Regions from separate parts of the Homo sapiens genome. Here all the other regions are linked to region 3. The links are chromatin contacts, found by Hi-C or POLR2A ChIA-PET in ENCODE. All regions are on one chromosome and are shown on one strand. Each heading gives the region's core, a stretch centred on a gene start or an enhancer-like site at or near the end of the contact. The rest is flanking DNA. Distances are from core to core; before and after follow the strand shown. Region 1 overlaps KANSL1 (KAT8 regulatory NSL complex subunit 1). Region 2 holds the start of GRN (granulin precursor). Region 3 holds the start of MAP3K14 (mitogen-activated protein kinase kinase kinase 14).

Region 1 (4,158 bases), core at 277-2,776, 830 kb after region 3:
TAAGATCCTTTAGAATAGGCTAGTAGTGATGATTTTGCTTTTTCAGTCCCCTCCTCACAAACAAATGATGATGACACTGCCCTTAGCTTTCTATGTGCAAAGACAGTATTAACCTTCCCAGGCCAAACTTACGACTACACCTTTTCCACACGAAATGCAAGGCATTTCTAACTCCCCAGATTACCTCACATTCGTTGGATGCCACACAATAGATTATAAAGTATCAAGATATATATTAATTTTTAAAAGTTCACCAGGAGTTGGATATTCTAAACTGGGTTTCTGATTCTTAACAGTGAGAATGAAGTCAAGCTCCTTATTTGGTGGTTAGAGGAGAGGATTTGGCCAGAAATAATTCTTTTAGGATTGACAGACAAGTACTACTTAAGTTCTATCATCTCATCCAAAAACTTGCTTCTTATATTCTGCTTTTAACCCGATCTACACAATGAAAAGCCACGGAGACTAGTTTTGCATGAAAGCAAAGGACTTTTCTAATATGACTTCAGAGCATGCCATGCTTTAAAGTCCATGTTCAACCACTTACTATCATTTTCCAACTCACTCTCTATGGGCCCATCCCATATTTCAACTACAGGTATACCTCCTGGCCCTTTCTATTTCATAAGCTTCTTTGGAAGACAAATCTACTGATTTATGCAATAAACTTTCTACCTCTACTTAACCAATTTGATAATTTAATAGCTGGAGATAATTCTAAATTCCCCAAACCTTAATCAAGAATTTTGGAAAAAAAGAGCTATCTAGAACAGTTATCTTCCTGAAAACACTGTTGTGCTAAACTGAAACACAGCCTTTTCTCAAGAGCTAAGCAGCTACTTGGGTCTACATTTTAATGCACTAAATAATTTTATAAGATCATGTTTGAAACCAAAAAACCCAAAAAGGATTGTCAAGCTAGGTCAGCTTACAAAACCCCTTCTGTTATGAACTAGGAAATCAAACAACAAAACATAAGCTCTAGGAAATGAGCATGGAGGTGCTCCATCCATACTAGCTTTTCCTTGTTTTTTTCTTGAGAGGAGTGACTCTCTGTCACCCAGGCTGGAGTGTAGTGATGCAATCCTGGTTCACTCCAACCTCCACCTCCTGAGTTCAAGGGATTCTCCTGCCTCAGCCTCCCGAGTAGCTGGGATTACAGGCGTCGACCATGACACTCAGCTATTTTTTGTATTTTTAGTAGAGACAGGGTTTCACCATGTTGGCTAGGCTGGTCTCAAATTCCTGACCTCAAGTGATCCTCCCACCTTGGCCCCCTCAAAGTGCTGGGATTACAGGTGTGAGCCACCGTGCCAGCCCATACTAGCTTTTCTGAAGCCTCTTTACTCATTCTTTTGTTCTCTACTCTAGCAGCTAAAGACATCTCCTAAAGAAACAACTAGTGTGCCTCCATACAACCCCTCAGTAAGCACTCAGTATTGAGACTAAACTGTGAAAAGCACTAAAATAAATGCATCATTCATCTATGACCTTCTGAGAATACCACCACCTCATATTTGAATAGACGTCTAGTTTTCATGAGAACTTTCACGCACTCATTTGATCCTCTTTAAAAACCACAGGAAACAGGGCAAGCCATCTTATCAGCTCTATTTACAGAGAGGGAAATCAATTTGAAAAGGTTACATAGCTTAATCAAGGTCACAAAGTGACTGACTGGCCAAGCTGGTACTCAGTCTTATGATAGTCCAGGGCTCTTTCCTCTACACTGATCCTAAATTGAAAAAAAAAATTTTTTTTGGACTGCTCCTGCAAGGTAGGGCTACCCCATAGGCAGAGAGTAGCTGAAAAATTCTGTATGTGTCTATCACAAGAAGTTGAGGCCGGGCGCGGTGGCTCACGCCTGTAATCCCAGCACTTTGGGAGGCCGAAGCCGGCGGATCACGAGGTCAGGAGATCGAGACCATCCCAGCTAAAACGGTGAAACCCCGTCTCTACTAAAAATACAAAAAATTAGCCGGGCGTAGTGGCGGGCGCCTGTAGTCCCAGCTACTTGGGAGGCTGAGGCAGGAGAATGGCGTGAACCCGGGAGGCGGAGCTTGCAGTGAGCCGAGATCCCGCCACTGCACTCCAGCCTGGGCGACAGAGCGAGACTCCGTCTCAAAAAAAAAAAAAAAAAAAAAAAAAGAAGTTGACAGGCCTAAAAGGTTTCACATTTAGATGTTTCTTTTTTTGGAAAAGGTGAAGATCTGGCTGGGCACAGTGGTGCACATCCTTAGGTAGTTCCAGCTACACAGGAGGCTGAGGCAGAAGAACTGCTTGAGCCCAGCCTGAGCAACACAGTGAGACTCCATCACTAAAAATAAGTAAATAAATAAATCACATAAAAAATAAAAAATTTTAAAAGGGGGTAAAGAGCCAATGAATTGACTAAGAAATGTGTTGTTTCAAATCAGAATGACCTTGAAAAGCCATAGTACTTGCATGCAAAAATATGATCCGATTTAAAAAGTCAATATGCTTAAAATACAACAGAAAAATCAACCAATATATGTATTTCGTATTACTGGTTTAAAATTTCTGAATATGCTGTAAAGAGAAGGAGGTGAAAAACGTCAACCAGACTGGGGTGGTGGCTCATGCCTGTAAACCCAGCACTTTGGAAGGCCAAGGTGGGTGGATCACTTGAGTTCAGGAGTTCACGACCAGTGTGGGCAAGGTGGCAAGATCCTGTCTCTACAAAAAATACAAAAATTAGCCAGATGTGGTAGCATGCGCCTGTAGTGCCAGCTACTCGGGAGGCTGAGATAGAAGAATTGCTTGAGACTAGGAGGCAGAGGGTGTAGTGGGCAGAGATCATACCACTAACCCCTCCAGCCTGGGTGACAGAGTGAGACTCTTTAAAAAAAAAAAAAAAAAAAAAAAAGAGAGCGAGAGAGAAAGAGGCAGAGAGAGAGAGAAAGATCTCAACTGATAAGATACTACATAATCACATTATCTCTTGCTTGACCAACTTAACAAATATTTCAAAATGTTTATAAAAATCAAAATGGGTCAGCATTGGAAGAAGTTGTAAGTAAAATTCAGGTGTTCTCCACATGAGGCAACTGCTGTTAATAGAAGACTATATGACGGTATTTTCTCGAAGTTTGGTACAAAGATCAAAAATAGAATCACAGGCAAAACCCTTGAAAGGCTTAGGAATCTGAATTTTTAAGTACTAGGTTGTTGATGAATATAAAATTTAAAGATGTGTATTTAGGGTAGAAATAACCTTGACCTTGGTAGCTGTGGAACTTGTGTGGTTACTCGTTCTGGGCCCTGGTTTTCCCAATGGTAAAACAGAGGAGGTAGGGACACAAACGTCCTACTTCATAGAAAAGTTATAAGACTTTAAAGGCGATGGTTTATAAAAAGTAATTAGCACACAGTTTTGACACACACTAAATAATAATTAGCTACTATGGTGGAAATTTTATTTCTATTTAACACTTCTGACATTAGCAAATAGTGTACCAAACAGACATGCTTTTTACATAGTTACATGATTCTTCTCAACAACCGCTCCCCCGAAAGAAAGCAGTTTTTAAGAGGGTCACTCTCATGATTTGAAGAGAACTGGGAGAGGAGGAACATAAATCAGTTCTGTCACATTTTAAGGATTAGAATTTAAACATTAAAAACAATTTTAATATGTTCACATATATAACTATCACCTGGTTGGACCATGACAAAAACCCACCCCTAACCATAAACAAGGGTAACCTATCATTTATCAAAAACAGGAAACGTTCCTATCTCTCAAGATCAGCGCTCTGAACTAATTATTTAACATAAGGTCATTTTTACGAGTTCACATGCTGAATGGCTTACAATTAAAAGCCTCTTCTAACCCAAATCACCATCCTCCTTCACTTACCTTTTTTTTTTTTTGAGATGGGAGTCTCCCTCTGTCGCCCAGGCTGAAGTATAGTGGCACAATCTCAGATCACTGCAACCTCTACCTCCTGGGTTCAATTGATTCTCCTGCCTCAGCCTCCTGAACAGCTGGGTACAAGCACCCACCATGCCTTGCTAATTTTTTTTTGTATTTTTAGTAGCGACAGGGTTTAACCATGTTGGCCAGGCTGGTCTGGAACGCCTGATCTCAAGTAATCTGCCCACCTCGGTTTCCCAAAGTGCTGGGATTACAAGCAT
Region 2 (4,174 bases), core at 285-2,784, 970 kb before region 3:
CTCCACGGCCCAGTATCAGGCTTTCCCTGGGCCTCTCCTCTCTCCTGGCCCATCTCCCATCATCCATCTCTGCCTGGCCCAGGCCCTTTGGCACCAAGCAGGCTGACTCTTGTCACTGGCTAATCTGTTCTGTGGTACATTTTCTCTCCTCACCCTCCCATATCAATTCCTCGAAGGCAGGGCCGATCTGGAGACTAGGAAGCCACTTCTCTTTCGACAGCCCCCACCACAGCCCAGCCCGTGCCAGGCACCCAGCAGCTCCTGAAGCCCACTGGCATTGAACATGGCATTCAATCCCTGCCAAGCCTGCCCTTCCCATCTGGTTTCCCAGGGCTCTTCCCAACACCTCCTCCTCCACCTGCCAGTTAAAATCTTCCCAGACTCAGCTCAAGGAGATGCTCCTAAGGTGGAATGAAATCTCTTCTTCCCCACCTGGAGACAATCTACTTCCTCTCCCTACACCTGGCAACTGGCGCACAACCTTGTATCTTAAATTAGATTCAGCCTGAGACTGTCTCCCACCAATCCCTGCTCCCTGTCCTGCTGAGCACCTTGAGGAAAGGGCTTTGGGGCTGTTTATCTTTGTCCTGGAAACCATCCTTCAACTCACTCTGGGGCCTGCCTAGCATGTCAACCGAGTTTGGAGAATAGGGCAGAATAGGGCAGGACAGGACAGGACAAGACAGGGCAGGATAGGATAGGAGCGAGCCAGCTCAGTAGCTCACATTTGTAATCCCAGCGCCTTGGGGGGCTGCGGTAGGAGAATCGCTTTGGGAGCAGGAGTTGCAGGCCGCAGTGAGCTATGATCAGCTTGGGCGACTGAGCGAGACCCTGTCTCTAAAACAAACACACAAGTCCGGGCGCGGTGGCTCATGCCTGTAATCTTAGCACTTTGGGAGGCCGAGGTGGGCGGATCACGAGGTCAAGAAATCGAGACCATCCTGGCCAACATGGTGAAACCCCGTCTCTACTAAAAATACAAAAATTAGCTGGGCGTGGTGGTGCGCGCCTGTAGTCCCAGCTACTCGGGAGGCTGAGGCAGGAGAATCGCTTGAACCCGGGAGGCAGAGGTTGCAGTGAGCCGAGATCGTGCCACTGCACTCCAGCCTGGCGACAGAGTGAGACTCCGTCTCAGAACAAACAAACAAAAGGATAGAAAGGCGAGCACAAATATTCCCAATTCATAACACTCCCTCGCACTGTCAATGCCCCAGACACGCGCTATCATCTCTAGCAAACTCCCCCAGGCGCCTGCAGGATGGGTTAAGGAAGGCGACGAGCACCAGCTGCCCTGCTGAGGCTGTCCCGACGTCACATGATTCTCCAATCACATGATCCCTAGAAATGGGGTGTGGGGCGAGAGGAAGCAGGGAGGAGAGTGATTTGAGTAGAAAAGAAACACAGCATTCCAGGCTGGCCCCACCTCTATATTGATAAGTAGCCAATGGGAGCGGGTAGCCCTGATCCCTGGCCAATGGAAACTGAGGTAGGCGGGTCATCGCGCTGGGGTCTGTAGTCTGAGCGCTACCCGGTTGCTGCTGCCCAAGGACCGCGGAGTCGGACGCAGGTAGGAGAGCGGCCGCGCAGACCTCTCGCCTGCTCCTGCCCAGGGGCCCGCCAGGGCCATGTGAGCTTGAGGTTCCCCTGGAGTCTCAGCCGGAGACAACAGAAGAACCGCTTACTGAAACTCCTTGGGGGTTCTGATACACTAGGGGGAGTTTTATGGGAAAGAGGAAGCAGTAATTGCAGTGACGCCCCGTTAGAAGGGGCTTTCTACCTCCCCAGCATTCCCCCAAAGCAGGGACCACACCATTCTTGACCCAGCTCCACCCCTGTCGGTAGGTGCTGGCTTCTTCCCCTCTCCTGGTGGTGGTGGGTGGTTCCCGCGGCGGCCTGGAGCCGGAGGGGCGCGCGACCCTGGGCTGGGAGCTCCGAGGGCCTGGGAACGAGACCTGAGACCTTGGCTTCTCGAAGGTAGTAGGGACTTGGGAGTGGTGACTGAACCTGGTCTGGCTCCTCCTTACTTCCTCTTGTTGCGGGTGGGACGAGCTAGCTTCCGCCTCTCCCAGCCACTTTTTCCTGCTCATTTGCAGCTAGGTTGGCTCCCCTTTTGGGAATTTCCTCTCCCCTTGGCACTCGGAGTTGGGGGGTGCCACCTAGTGGAAGATAACGGAGCTAGGGTCTTGAAGAGGCTGCTGTCCCCTCTGGCTGTTTTGGCGGTGTAGGGTGGCATGAGAGACTGCGACTCGCCTCCTCATCCCTGTTTCTGTATGCGAGTGCTTGTATTCAGTAGAAGCATACACTATACTCCCTCAATTTAGGGTAAACAGGAGGGGCCACATGCACAGGTAATTCACCAGGGAGCCGAACACTCCTGTGCAGACAGACTCCCCTTCCCAGCAAGCCATGGCAGCGGACAGCCTGCTGAGAACACCCAGGAAGCAGGCGGTGCCAGCTGCAGGTGCTTTGCCTGGGAGCTGTGGGGCTGAGGAGAGGGTCCACTGTCCAGGACCAGTGAACTTCATCCTTATCTGTCCAGGAGGTGGCCTCTTGGGGATGCTGAGTTAGGGGAGGGGCACTTGAGGAAAGCCAGGTGGAGCAGAGAGGATGTGAGTGACTGGGTGGGTGAGATTTCCTGCCCCTCCCCCCGCAGTGGTATCCACACCTAGACTCGTGGGGTAACTGAGGCACAGACAGAGAGCAACTTCTCAGGCCCTCACAGTTGGCAATTCTAGGATTAGGACCCAAGTGCGATTTTCAGGCAGTCCCTGTACCCTGTTTCTGTTGTACCTGTTGCACCATTCCCAGGCACTGCCCATCGTGCCACTAGTGATATGAACCCAGGTCCAATACGCTCTGGGGCCATCAAAGCCTGACGTCACCATGACCTGATGTGTGACGTGTTATAGGTGTCCCTTGGTATCTTCACGGAACTGGTTCCAGGACCCCAAAATCTGTGGGTGCTCAAGCCCCTGAGATAAAATGGTGTAATATTTGCATATAACCTATACATACTTTAAATCATTTCTAGATTACTTATACCTAATACAATGGAAATGACATGTCGGCTGGGCGTGGTGGCTCATGCCTGTAATCCCACCACTTTGGGAGGCCGTGGCAGGTGGATCACCTGAGGTCTGGAGTTTGAGACCAGCCTGACCAACATGGTGAAACCCCCATCTCTACTAAAAATACAAAAATTAGCCAGGTGTGGTAGCGCACACCTATAATCCCACCTACTTGGGAGGCTGAGGCAGGAGAATTGCTTGAACCTGGGAGGCGGAGTTCGCAGTAAGCTGAGATCGCGCCACTGTACTACAGCCTGGGTGACAGAGCAGGACTCCATCTCAAAAAAAAAAGAGAAAAAGAAAAAGAAATGCCATGTAAATAGTTGTGATCCTGAATTGTTTAGGGAATAATAAGAAAGAACTATCTGTAGATGTTCAGTATAGATGCACCCATCGTAAGCCTAACTACATTGTATAACTCAGCAACGATGTAACATTTTCAGGGGTTTTTTTGTTTTGTTTTTTGAGACAGAATCTCAGTCTCACTCTGTCACCCAGGCTGGAGTATGTTGGCGTGATCTCTGCTCACTGCAACCTCCACCTCCTGGGCTCAAGCGATTCTCCTGCCTCAGCCTCTTGAGTAGCTGGGATTGCAGGTGTGCGCTACCACGCATGGCTAATTTTTGTATTTTTAATAGAGATGGGGTTTTACCACGTTGGTCAGGCTGGTCTTGAACTCCTGACCTTGGGATCCGCCCACCTGGGCCTCCCAAAGTGCTGGGATTACAGGCGTTAGCCACCGCGCCCAATATATTTTGATCCCTGGTTGGATATGGAGGGCTGACTGTACTTAACATCTCTAAGCTTCAGTTTCCTCCTTTAAAATAAAGGTGTGGCTGGGTGTGGTGGTTCAAGCCTGTAATCCCAGCACTTAGGGAGGCTGAGGTGGGTGGATCAGCTGAGGTCAGGAGTTCAAGACCAGCCTGACCAATATGGTGAAACCCCCTCTCTGCTAAAAATACAAAAATTAGCCAGGCGTGGTGGCGAGCGCCTGTAGTCCCAGCTACTTGCTTGAACTTGGGAGGCAGAGGTTGCAGTGAGCTGAGATCGTGCCACTGAACTCGAGCATGGGCAACAGAGCAAGACTGTCTCAAAAAAAAAAAAAA
Region 3 (4,070 bases), core at 676-3,175:
TATACACATATTCCAGGCAGATCACAAAGGAGTCAGTGTTCAACAGGAGAACCAAAATGAGGAACCAAACCTTCATCTGTTGAGGCGAAACAGCCCAACCAGACATTTTTGTTTAATAGAGGGAGACTGATTTGGCAGGGTCTCTGTGGTGCCGCTCCCACAAACTCTTAACAGACAATACCAATGACAAAAAACCCCCTTCAGAACTGCTTCTTATAATCAGAAAACACTCAGAAGATGGCCTGAAGCTTGGCAGCGTCTTGCTGTCTGATTTCACAAAGAGCTGGTACACATACCTGGGTACTTATCTCTAAAATTAGAGTCAGAGACGATTACTTTTATTTTGAGATCTTCTGAGAAGTTCTCCACACCCTTCAAAATAAATAAGGATGTCCGAAAGGTGTCTGAAAAATTCAGAGGTCTGGCATCGCTCCAAAGAAACTGATTGATATCACTTAAAAAACACCAAGAGTAAATCCAAACACAACCAAAGTAAGGCAAGCACTTTTTAAGTGTCCTCTCACATTAAGAGCATAAAAACCACACCAAAAACTTCTCCCTCCTTTCTGCATCTCAGTTCTATAATGTGGTCCTGATCTAGGATTCTGGGAAAGACCCATCCTTAGTCCCAGCTATGAGGCATCAGGCAAGATATATACCACCCCCACTCCCTCATACACACCTGCCTCAGGTGCCTCGCCCATAAAACAAGACACTACAATCTGTCTTACCACACAGCCATCTGAAGGAAAACGGAGCTCACAGGTATGAAGACACTAAGCAAAAAACACATCACTAATGTTAAGATACTGTCTCCTTCTAATCTTTCAGAAAGACCATGTTTCTAGTCAAGGGGTTTCCAACATTTTTCTTGGAATAAACTCCAGACTCCTATTTTATATCATGACCTCACTCTAATCATTTAATTTCATGTGCTTTTAAAGTCCTTAATTAAGTCATTGGTGTTCATTGTCTCCAGCGATCAAAAGTAGTTTTACCATTTACTTTGCTGATGTATGTACCTTTTCACCACTTATCCTCTCCCTCATTCATACCTCCAGTCCACCCTTTAGGGCCGAGAGCAACTTTTTAACCTCGACTAGGAAGGAAACACTTTTTCTGAAGCTACCCAGCACTAAGGAGGCTCCCGGGCAGGTGGGAAACGTACGTACAAGTGGCCCCTCTCTGCCTGGTGCCCAGTGGCTGCAAGATGCCAGGGCCACGATGGGTTTCCAAGATGGGAATGTTATATTTGAACCGACAGATAAAGTCCCGAGTTGGAGAGCCCAGAAGAATTACAGAGGAGGACTGGGGTCCGAGGGCGGAGGGAGGATGCTGCGGGCGGCCAGCACTGCCCCGCTGCATGCTGAGGACAGGCTTAGCTCCTGCTCCCCGCCTTGAGGTGTGACCTGAGAACTTCCCATGAAAGGCCGGGAGGGTTTCACGCCAGGGCAGATGCCAGGGCGCACTCCTGCAGGAGACACGTCCGCCCCGCGGCAGGCGAGCTCCATCCTGGGGGCACTGGGGCGCAGAGCAGGCGGGCGGGCCTGGCGGCGGCGCGGGGCACTAGTGAAGGGGAAGCAGGCGGCCCCTGCGCGCGCTCGGAGCCAGCGTGTGGCCAGCAGGAGTGCGCGGCCTGGAGGCCCGGGGCGAGCGCGGCACCGGCAGCGCGTGCGAGGGCGCGCCCGCGGACCGCTGCGAGTGGGTTGGACGGGGTACGTCGGACTGCGCTGGCCTGGCCGCCGACCCCACTGCTCCGGGGCGAGGGGCCAGGCCGCAGCCCAGCCCGGGGCTGAGAGGCGATCCATCCCAGCCGCTCCCTGGTCGCCTCGCACCGGGCCCCAGGGTCCCGCCCCGTCACCTACCGGCCAAGCGCCGATCTCCCCAACCAAGCGAGTGTTGCGCTCCGCTCGCCCGCGATCTCCCGCCGCCGGCCGCCGACCGCTGAGCTCCCGGCCCGTGGTCGCCCCGCCCCGGTCCCGGGCTCCGCCCCCTCGCCTTCTCGGCCGCCCCCGGGGCCACGCCTCCCCCGGAGGCTGTAACTTTGCCTCGCTTCGCGCCTCCTTTCTTTGGCCGCACCGCGACCCGTGGCCCCGCCCACTCCCCTACGCCAACCAATGAGACGGTCGTCCCGGCAAGCCCGTCTTCCCGCTCCCTAGCAACGATTGGTTAACGAGGCCTGGTTTCCAGAAATGGGCACTATTTCCGGACGATGTTTGTAGAAGGGAGATCGCTGGGCGGGCGGACTGACAGAAGGCGGAGGCGACTAGGGTGTTGGTGGAACCACACATGCGCCCTCGGCTTCTGGCAGTCTTACCAGCTGCGTTCTCGAGGTTACGGGAAGGAAGGGCGAGTGTGCGCATGCGTGGGCACTCCCTGCCACTGACTTCGGTTACCTTGGAGACAGCGAGGCGCTCTCCCTCGTGGGTCGCGCGCGTTCCGCTTCCTCTCTGCTGCCAAGCGGTGGCGGCTGAGGCGGGAGGTGGTGGGGGTAGAGACGTTTTTATTGAGCTCTTACCGTGTGCCTGGTCCTGTAGAATCCCTGGAATGAGTAAAGAAGGTTACAGTGCCTGCCCTCGAGAAGCTTGGGGAGCCAAGGGCTTACAGGGGCCCGACCTGTGGGTTGAAACCCAGGTACAAAGAGAGCATGTGGGTGCGTGGCGTGGTACGAGCGCTGAGCAAAGCATCTGCTCTCTGGGTTTGCAGACCACAGAGCCAGCAAGAGGATGAGAGCTTGATGTATGCAAAGAAAGGACCTGGAGTTCAGAATATGCATTGAAGTGTCAACAGTGCTTCTTTCTGAATGGGGGTCGGGGGTGGGGAGTAGGGAAGGTATAGAAACTTTTTCTAACTTTTGCCCCTCTGTATTATCTAGTGTTTCCACACTGAGCTTGTATTTTATTTGTAATAAATTCCAGGCCAGGCACGGTGGCTCACTCCTGTAATCCCAGCGCTTTTGGGAGGCAAAGGCAGGAGGATCGCTTGAGGCCAGGAGTTGGAGAACATCCTGGGCAATATAGCAAGGACCTCGTCCTTGCAAAAAAATAAAAGAATAGCCAGGCGTGGTAGTTTGCACTTGCAGTCCCAGCTAGAGGGGAGGCTGAGAGTCTGAGGTTACAGTGAGCCATGATCGTGCCACTGCACTCCAGCCTGGGTAACAGAGTGAGGCAGTCCTTTAAAAAAAAAATCCAAACTTTTTTTTTTATTGCAAAATAAAAGATGTACTCCTACCCTGGGCATCCCACTTCCATGAAGGGTCCATGGTAGGTGTGGTGAGTGGCTCTAGTCCGGGGATAGGCAGGCCCCACCCAAGGCTGTCTTGAAAAGTAAGGAACACCCCATCTCTGGAAGTGTTTGAGCAAAGACCACCATCTGCTTGAGACTACTTTGCAGACAGTCCGAAGCTGAACTCTTCTTTCTGGATATCTGTGCCAAACAGTCATCTCTGCTGGGGAATAGGGAAGACCATTTATTTAGGCAGTGGTCAAAAACTCACAACCTGAGGGCCTCATTCACTCACCCAGGCCAGAAATATGCTTTGTTTGGCTGGCCCAATATTTTTTTAAATTTGAATTTGAATGCCTTAGAGCAGAGCCTGCGGTTCCTTACAGTTCCCGCCACCCAACCATCTAACCTTATGTCACCTGTCTGGCCCCTGGAGCATTTGAGGTTGTGGCTCCCGTAGAGTCCGTGCTTTAGAGCCAAACAGTCTCTGGCGCCCACCCTGGCTCTGCCACTGACTAGCTGGGAGATGGCAGACAAGAAAGAAGCTGGACTGGTGGCCCCCAAATCTCTTTCCACCCCTAGGGTTTTGCATTTCAGTGACTCAGGGAAAGGCAGAGCTTGGCCAGATGTACAGGTTGGTATCGGCAATCTTGGATGCCCTTATTGCCTCTCCCACCACCTGTTTGCCTCTGGGCACACCACTTCTCAGGAAAGATGTGGGCACACCTCCAGAGTCTGCAGACACTCCCTGGCTTGCCTTTGCCTTCTCTCTCTTTCACTATTCCTTCTTTAAAACACCCAGTGTCTCTGTACTTTGCCCAGGTTCCCTTGACACCTCTGGTCCT

Evidence for each region. Hi-C counts contacts between places; a loop is a spot of excess contacts on that map. ChIA-PET counts read pairs that join two places held with the same protein, here RNA polymerase II (POLR2A). Pooled maps may share reads with other maps.
Region 1: a loop to region 3 is called in a map with no recorded cell type, with 4 times the contacts of the local background. The contact joins the enhancer-like site here to the promoter of MAP3K14 in region 3. A Hi-C loop is called at or near these places in 4 of 37 single-sample maps with no recorded cell type and 8 of 50 pooled maps. POLR2A ChIA-PET finds 5 or more read pairs at or near these places in 2 of 52 experiments (T-cell and activated CD4-positive, alpha-beta T cell).
Region 2: a map with no recorded cell type shows a loop between it and region 3 (8-fold over the local background). The contact joins the promoter of GRN here to the promoter of MAP3K14 in region 3. A Hi-C loop is called at or near these places in 2 of 37 single-sample maps with no recorded cell type and 4 of 50 pooled maps.

What each region holds. Positions count from the first base shown.
Region 1 is chr17:46,144,710-46,148,867 of GRCh38, forward strand. All of the region lies in intron 2 of KANSL1 (KAT8 regulatory NSL complex subunit 1), which reads right to left. Among named protein-coding and RNA genes, the nearest start is that of KANSL1, 47 kb to the right of the region's middle. RefSeq lists an enhancer at 3,898-4,158. Within about 2 kb of position 1,527, at least 3 of the 41 ENCODE cell types and tissues checked have a DNase peak (open chromatin) inside an H3K27ac peak, as active enhancers do.
Region 2 is chr17:44,343,768-44,347,941 of GRCh38, forward strand. GRN (granulin precursor) reads left to right here and starts at 1,535. Exons shown (of 13, transcript NM_002087.4): 1 at 1,535-1,567. RefSeq lists enhancers at 1-506, 1,658-1,807.
Region 3 is chr17:45,315,095-45,319,164 of GRCh38, forward strand. MAP3K14 (mitogen-activated protein kinase kinase kinase 14) reads right to left here and starts at 1,926. Exons shown (of 16, transcript NM_003954.5): 1 at 1,866-1,926.